2 separate regions of the Homo sapiens genome follow, and region 2 is linked to region 1. Evidence: chromatin contacts called from ENCODE Hi-C or POLR2A ChIA-PET data. All regions are on one chromosome and are shown on one strand. The core of a region is the stretch at or near the end of the contact, and the rest is flanking DNA. Distances in the headings are between cores, read along the strand shown. Region 1 holds the start of FHL2 (four and a half LIM domains 2). Region 2 overlaps SH3RF3 (SH3 domain containing ring finger 3).

What was found. Hi-C counts contacts between places; a loop is a spot of excess contacts on that map. ChIA-PET counts read pairs that join two places held with the same protein, here RNA polymerase II (POLR2A). Pooled maps may share reads with other maps.
Region 2: a map of PC-9 shows a loop between it and region 1 (10-fold over the local background). The contact joins the enhancer-like site here to the promoter of FHL2 in region 1. A Hi-C loop is called at or near these places in 1 of 168 maps with a recorded cell type or tissue (PC-9) and 1 of 50 pooled maps. POLR2A ChIA-PET finds 5 or more read pairs at or near these places in 1 of 52 experiments (H1).

The regions. Positions count from the first base shown.
Region 1 is chr2:105,397,766-105,400,367 of GRCh38, reverse strand. FHL2 (four and a half LIM domains 2) reads left to right here and starts at 1,317. Exons shown (of 7, transcript NM_001318895.3): 1 at 1,317-1,526. RefSeq lists silencers at 1,214-1,343, 1,364-1,583 and an enhancer at 714-1,536.
Region 2 is chr2:109,212,495-109,215,096 of GRCh38, reverse strand. All of the region lies in intron 1 of SH3RF3 (SH3 domain containing ring finger 3), which reads right to left. It also overlaps a transcript of RANBP2 not described here. Among named protein-coding and RNA genes, the nearest start is that of MIR4265, 72 kb to the right of the region's middle. RefSeq lists enhancers at 834-883, 924-973. Within about 2 kb of position 1,321, at least 7 of the 41 ENCODE cell types and tissues checked have a DNase peak (open chromatin) inside an H3K27ac peak, as active enhancers do; they include PC-9, where a contact is called at or near this core.

The DNA of each region.
Region 1 (2,602 bases), core at 68-2,567:
GGGCTGTATTCCGCACATCTAGTTCTGGCTGGGCTTATGGCAAGTCTCAGTCCTCTGGAGTCACCTGAGTGACTGAGGGATGAGAGGCATTTCTGATCCCGTAATATACTTACATGGCTTTGCCATCTACCACATCCCAGTTCAAATCTCAGCTGGCACAGTTACCGTTCACGTGGCCTGGAGCAAATCTGAGCTGAACTTTCCTCACCGTAAATCTGGTAAAAATCTTTACCTTAAAGGAGTGTGGATCAAATGAGATACCAGGTAGAGCTAGTGCTCACCGAGTGGAAGCTAAGGTGATGAAGCCCCTTTATTCTCAAGTTCTGTGATTCCATGATGGAGACCCATGAGGCCTACCAGACGGAGAGTATCAATTAAAAGAAAGCAATCACGGAGTTCTTCCCGCCTTCTCTGGAGGATGTATTCCTATGAGCTGCCCCGAATGTTAAAAATAATACACCTGCCCCCAAAGTGCCGAGGACGCCTTTGTGGTCCACCTACTCATCGTCCACCGGTTTCTGCAAGTGGACCGGTTACCTGCTCAGGAGCAAATGTTTCCATCACGACGCACCCTCTCCCAGGGATGGGCTCAACCTGTGCTCTCCCTGCGACAATGCTGAACAGTGCCATCTGTCCCTACCCAGCGTCAGCGTCACGCAGAGGGCCCGGGCTTGGAATGTGGGAGGCACGCTCCCAGCTCACTTTGGTTTTCCCGCCCTGGAGGGGAATCCAAGATGTCTAACTAGTCTTCTGGCCCCGAGAGGGAGAGGTGGGGATAGGACCTTCCTTTAGTCCCCTCCGTAGTGGAACGAAGGATTCTTTATGGTCATCTGTGGTGTTCATTTCGTAAAGAAGCATCTGCAGGGTAAGAAGGAAAAACGTCCACCTTGCAAATATATCCCAGGCACATGCCTCCTGAGAAGTGACCCCCTCCTCCCTCCGCCTCCCCCGGCACGTCCTGGGGCTTCTCCAGTCTCCCGCTCCTGGGACCAGGCAGAGATCCCGGCGTGGGCAGACCCCTGCCACCGCGCCCAGGCCTCGTCCGAAACTCGCGCCCGAGAGCCCACGCCGGAGGCGACGCTCCCGATAACTACTGTGCTCCCAAGACCCGGAGGGCACGAAGAAAGGAGCCCTGGCAAACAAAGGGTACGGGCCGGGACCGCCGCAGCCCGGGGCGGGGGCACGGCAACCGCGAGGCCTGGGGGCGCCCGCCCCCCGCGCCCCACGCCCGGTGCCAGCGAGCCGAGGCGTGCATCTCCTTATATGGTCAAATGACACGGCGGGGTTTCTCGAGGGCGGGAGCTGCGCAGCGCTCCACTCGGCCGGCAGCGGAGCCGCAGCCACCAGCCGCCCGCGCCCTCCAGCCCCGTCCGGGAGTCCCCGGCCCGCTGCGGTGCCGTGAGTACCTCCAACCCCCTGCGCCCCGGAGGGAGGCCGAGGGGCTTAGCCACCAGGGCTCGGAAGTGGGGGCCGAATCCGGTGCGAGACCCAAGGAGAGGGGAGCAGAGCCGGAGTTGGGGAGACTGGTGAGAGGAGAGCAGAGCTGTGGGTCCGGGAAGACCACTGGGAGAGGGGACCCGAACCGTGCGGGGAGAAGCCGGGAGAAAGGAGTTGAGCTGTGGGGTAGACCCGGGAGAGGAGAGCCGAACCCTGGGGGTTGGGGGTGGGGAGACCACGGGGAGAGGGGAGCGGAGCAATGGGAGGGGTCTAGACCCTGGGGGCGCTGGAGCTCAGAGGAGCCCACCGACTCATCCCCAGAGGGAGGACTGCAGCCCGCGTCCTCACCAGGTGGGGCACCGCCATGCGGGCAGGGACCGGGCGAGCCTGGGTAAAGGCTGGCCGCGGGTCCCAGCCGGCGGCTGCGGGGAGGTGACGCTGTCCGCCTGCTTCCAGGCCCGACTCCCGAGCGGGCTGTCCTGGCACGGTGGTCTGCGCGGGGGAGTCCGGGCCATTTCCCTTTAGTAGAAATAAGTGGAGTTTGCAGTGTGACCTCGCTCCTTGACTCAGGTAGACATTTAATAACTGAACCATTCGGTTAAAACAAAAATGGCTTATTTTAAATGAAAAGATTCTAAGTTTTTCTTAAGTCGCACTCGTGTGATATCTTAGCATACCAGAAATAGAGGGAAGAAAATATTGAGTGTTTTTCTGATTTTAAATGAATCAGTCATATTTATTTTCATATCCTCAGTCGGGTTTTAACTGGAAGTAGGCTAATCCGGTTAGCTGAAATGTGTAGCTGGCTTGCAAGCAGCAGTGTACTTAGACATCACTGAACTTAAGGCCCGCACTCCCTTCCACATATTTTGGAAGGTAATAAATCACAATTTGGGTTTAGAATCAGGAGAACTGTCTTCAAAACACAACTCCCAATACATCTCACATTTTTGGTGCTGACTCTACTAATGAGTGTTTTATAATAATATATTAAAGAAAAGAGGTTTTGCACTATCCTGAAGATGTTTTAGACAAAAAAAAACAAAAAACAAAAAAACAAAAACCATTTGCATCAAGTCTTAGAAGTACAGGAATTCCTAGTCTATCAATTAAACTTTAATAAAACCAAACTCAAAGAACATTTCATTGTGCATTTATATAAAAT
Region 2 (2,602 bases), core at 72-2,571, 3.8 Mb before region 1:
TCGTCCCACTGAAGGTTTAACGCTGCTCATTTTTTCCATGGACAGCTTTACTGGTTAGAAGTACAAAAGCTGTTTTCTCAGATTATTTGAGATCTTACTCTGCCTCCACCAAGATGTGTGAGCTCAGCGACGTGCCCCTTCTCTCCTCAGCTCACTACAGCTGGTGCAGAGCTCCTGGGCTGTGGTGTCAGTGCCTACCACCCTCCAAGTCTCAGATCTCCCAAAACACTGCTGTCCGCGTCACCCCCAGCAGCCCTTGGAACTCAGTCTCCAATATACATAGATCTTGCTCCCCTTTAGGGGTGAGGACGCAAGTCCAGAGGGGTGAAGCCACAGGCTCAAGGCCACACAGCTAAATGTCACCAGAGTTGCAGCTGGAGTGGAGCCCATCTTCTGATTGTCCTGTCCACGGGACAGAGAGAGCCCACAGATGCCAGCAAGAGTGTCAGGCAGAGACGTTCTTCCAGGGCTGTTCAGATGTCCTCCTCAAAAAGGATTCCTGTTTGGCTGTCTTTCAATCATCCCCCTTTTGTTTCATGTCAATGAAATTTCTTAGTCCTTGTCTCACAGGTCTTCTACGCCAGGGCCTGGCTGGCTTGGGCTCCACTCCTTTTTTTTTTTTTCTCTTTTCTATGACTCTTTTTTTTTAATACTTTAAGTTCTAGGGTACATGTACACAGTGTGCAGGTTTGTTACACAAGAACTCTCTACACAGCACACGTGGCCCCGGCCTCCTGCTGCCCCCACAGCCCCAAGGCCCCTCCTCTGCCAGGGTAGCAATGCTCCCAGGAGAATAAGGCAAGCCCTTCTGCCCCAGCTTTTGGGGCCACTCCCTTTGGGTGATCTTATCTCTTGTGGTTTTACCCATAAACCACATGCTGACAGCTTTATTTCCAGTCACTTCCAGTCTGCGTCTTAGCCTCACCTCCAACAGCCTGCTGAGGCCCCTACCTAGACGCAGCATGGGGGCACCCGGCACACCCAAGACAATTGGCAGAAACACCCCTTCCTCCTCGCCGTCCAGTGACCACTGCCTGCCCTCCATTTCCTCCAACCAGAACTGCAGGGCTGGTCTCAGAGCTCCTCCCTCCCCTGCCCGCCACGTCCACCCAATCCACAGGTCTTTTGCAGGGACTGCTCCAGGCCTCTGAGGGCAGTCACTGAGTCAGCTTCCTCCACACTCTGACACCAGTGTCCCGGGAGGCTTTGCCTCATGGGCTTGGGTTACTTCAGTGACCTCAGAACGACCCACGGGCTGTAACCCTGCCCTTCCAGCCCATCCACCACACCACACCACACCCTATCACACCACACCACAGTGAGACCACGTCACGTTCCTATTTAAAACCATCCCCACGTTCCCCACTCAAGGTAAAGGATAAAGGCCAGGCTCTGACACGTGACAGATGAAGCCATCTTGACCTGACCTTAGTATGCCTGTGTAGACACACAGTTTGCTGCCCTGACATGGCTCAAAGGTGCCTGCTGTGTTGGACACAGCTGGTGTCCACCCAATGCCCCCATCTTCCTTGCTTTAAGAGCCCAGCCCCCTGTTAGGTGATAGAGGCTTCAGATGGCAGATATGCCCTTCTCCAGGCTCCCTGCAGATCCTGGGGCCACGTCCTCACCAGTGAGATATAAGGGGAAGTGTCCTGGATGCTTCTGGGAACACTTTCTTCCCTAATAAAATGAGGGAGGTTTGAGGAGCCCTGGTCCGTCCCTCCTGTCACCCAGCAGTTATCACTGGAGGACAAGATGCCCGGGCTGCGTTTGGCGTACACATAGCCTTATGCTATGGACACACCAGGGTGTGGAAGGGCAAAGAGGGAGGAAGAGCCATGTCCTGAGTACATCACTGAGCTCAGAAGCAGCCCTGGGACCACCTACTTCCAGAGTTCTTGCCAAGGAAGAGAATAAGCAACCGCGCCCATGTGGTTTAAACCCAGTTTAAAAACTGGGTGTTCATGACTTGCAGCCCAGAGCACCCAAAGTGATGCAACTGCTTGACTGTGCTTTCAGATTCCTCCGAGCCTTCCCAGGACTGCATCCTCCACCTGCTCAGAGTGCACTCCTACCCTGCTGCCGACACCTGCACACCGCTCAGCACAGGGCTTCCCTGGGATGTGTGGGCAGCATCTGTCTTTTCATCATCCACTATATTCCAATCATCTTTCTCCCCCACCCAACAGAAGTTCCATAAAGCCAAGACTGTGTCTGATCCACCCTTGTTCTTCCAGTGCCCAGCCTGGTATGGCACCTACCCCACACCAGCTCACCAGGAGGTCTAACTCCTCCAGCAGGGAAATACCAGGGGCAGAGGGAACTGACGGGTGGGGGAGAAGGCTGCTTTGGGCCACGGGCAAAGAGAGAATGGGTCTTTATTATACAACAATTAGTTCTGTGATTACAATCAGGTGAGTCCATTTAACACAAGAAAAGGGAGGTTGCTATCTGGAGAAGAAACATTGACAAAGATCAATGAACCCAAAAGATCTGTCAAATGTGTGGGTCAGCCGACTTCTCCTCAAGCCACTCCACTTGATCTCATTTCTCCAGCCAGCTGGGCAAAGCTACCTCAAGCCAACCTCCCTGGAGCTGTCGG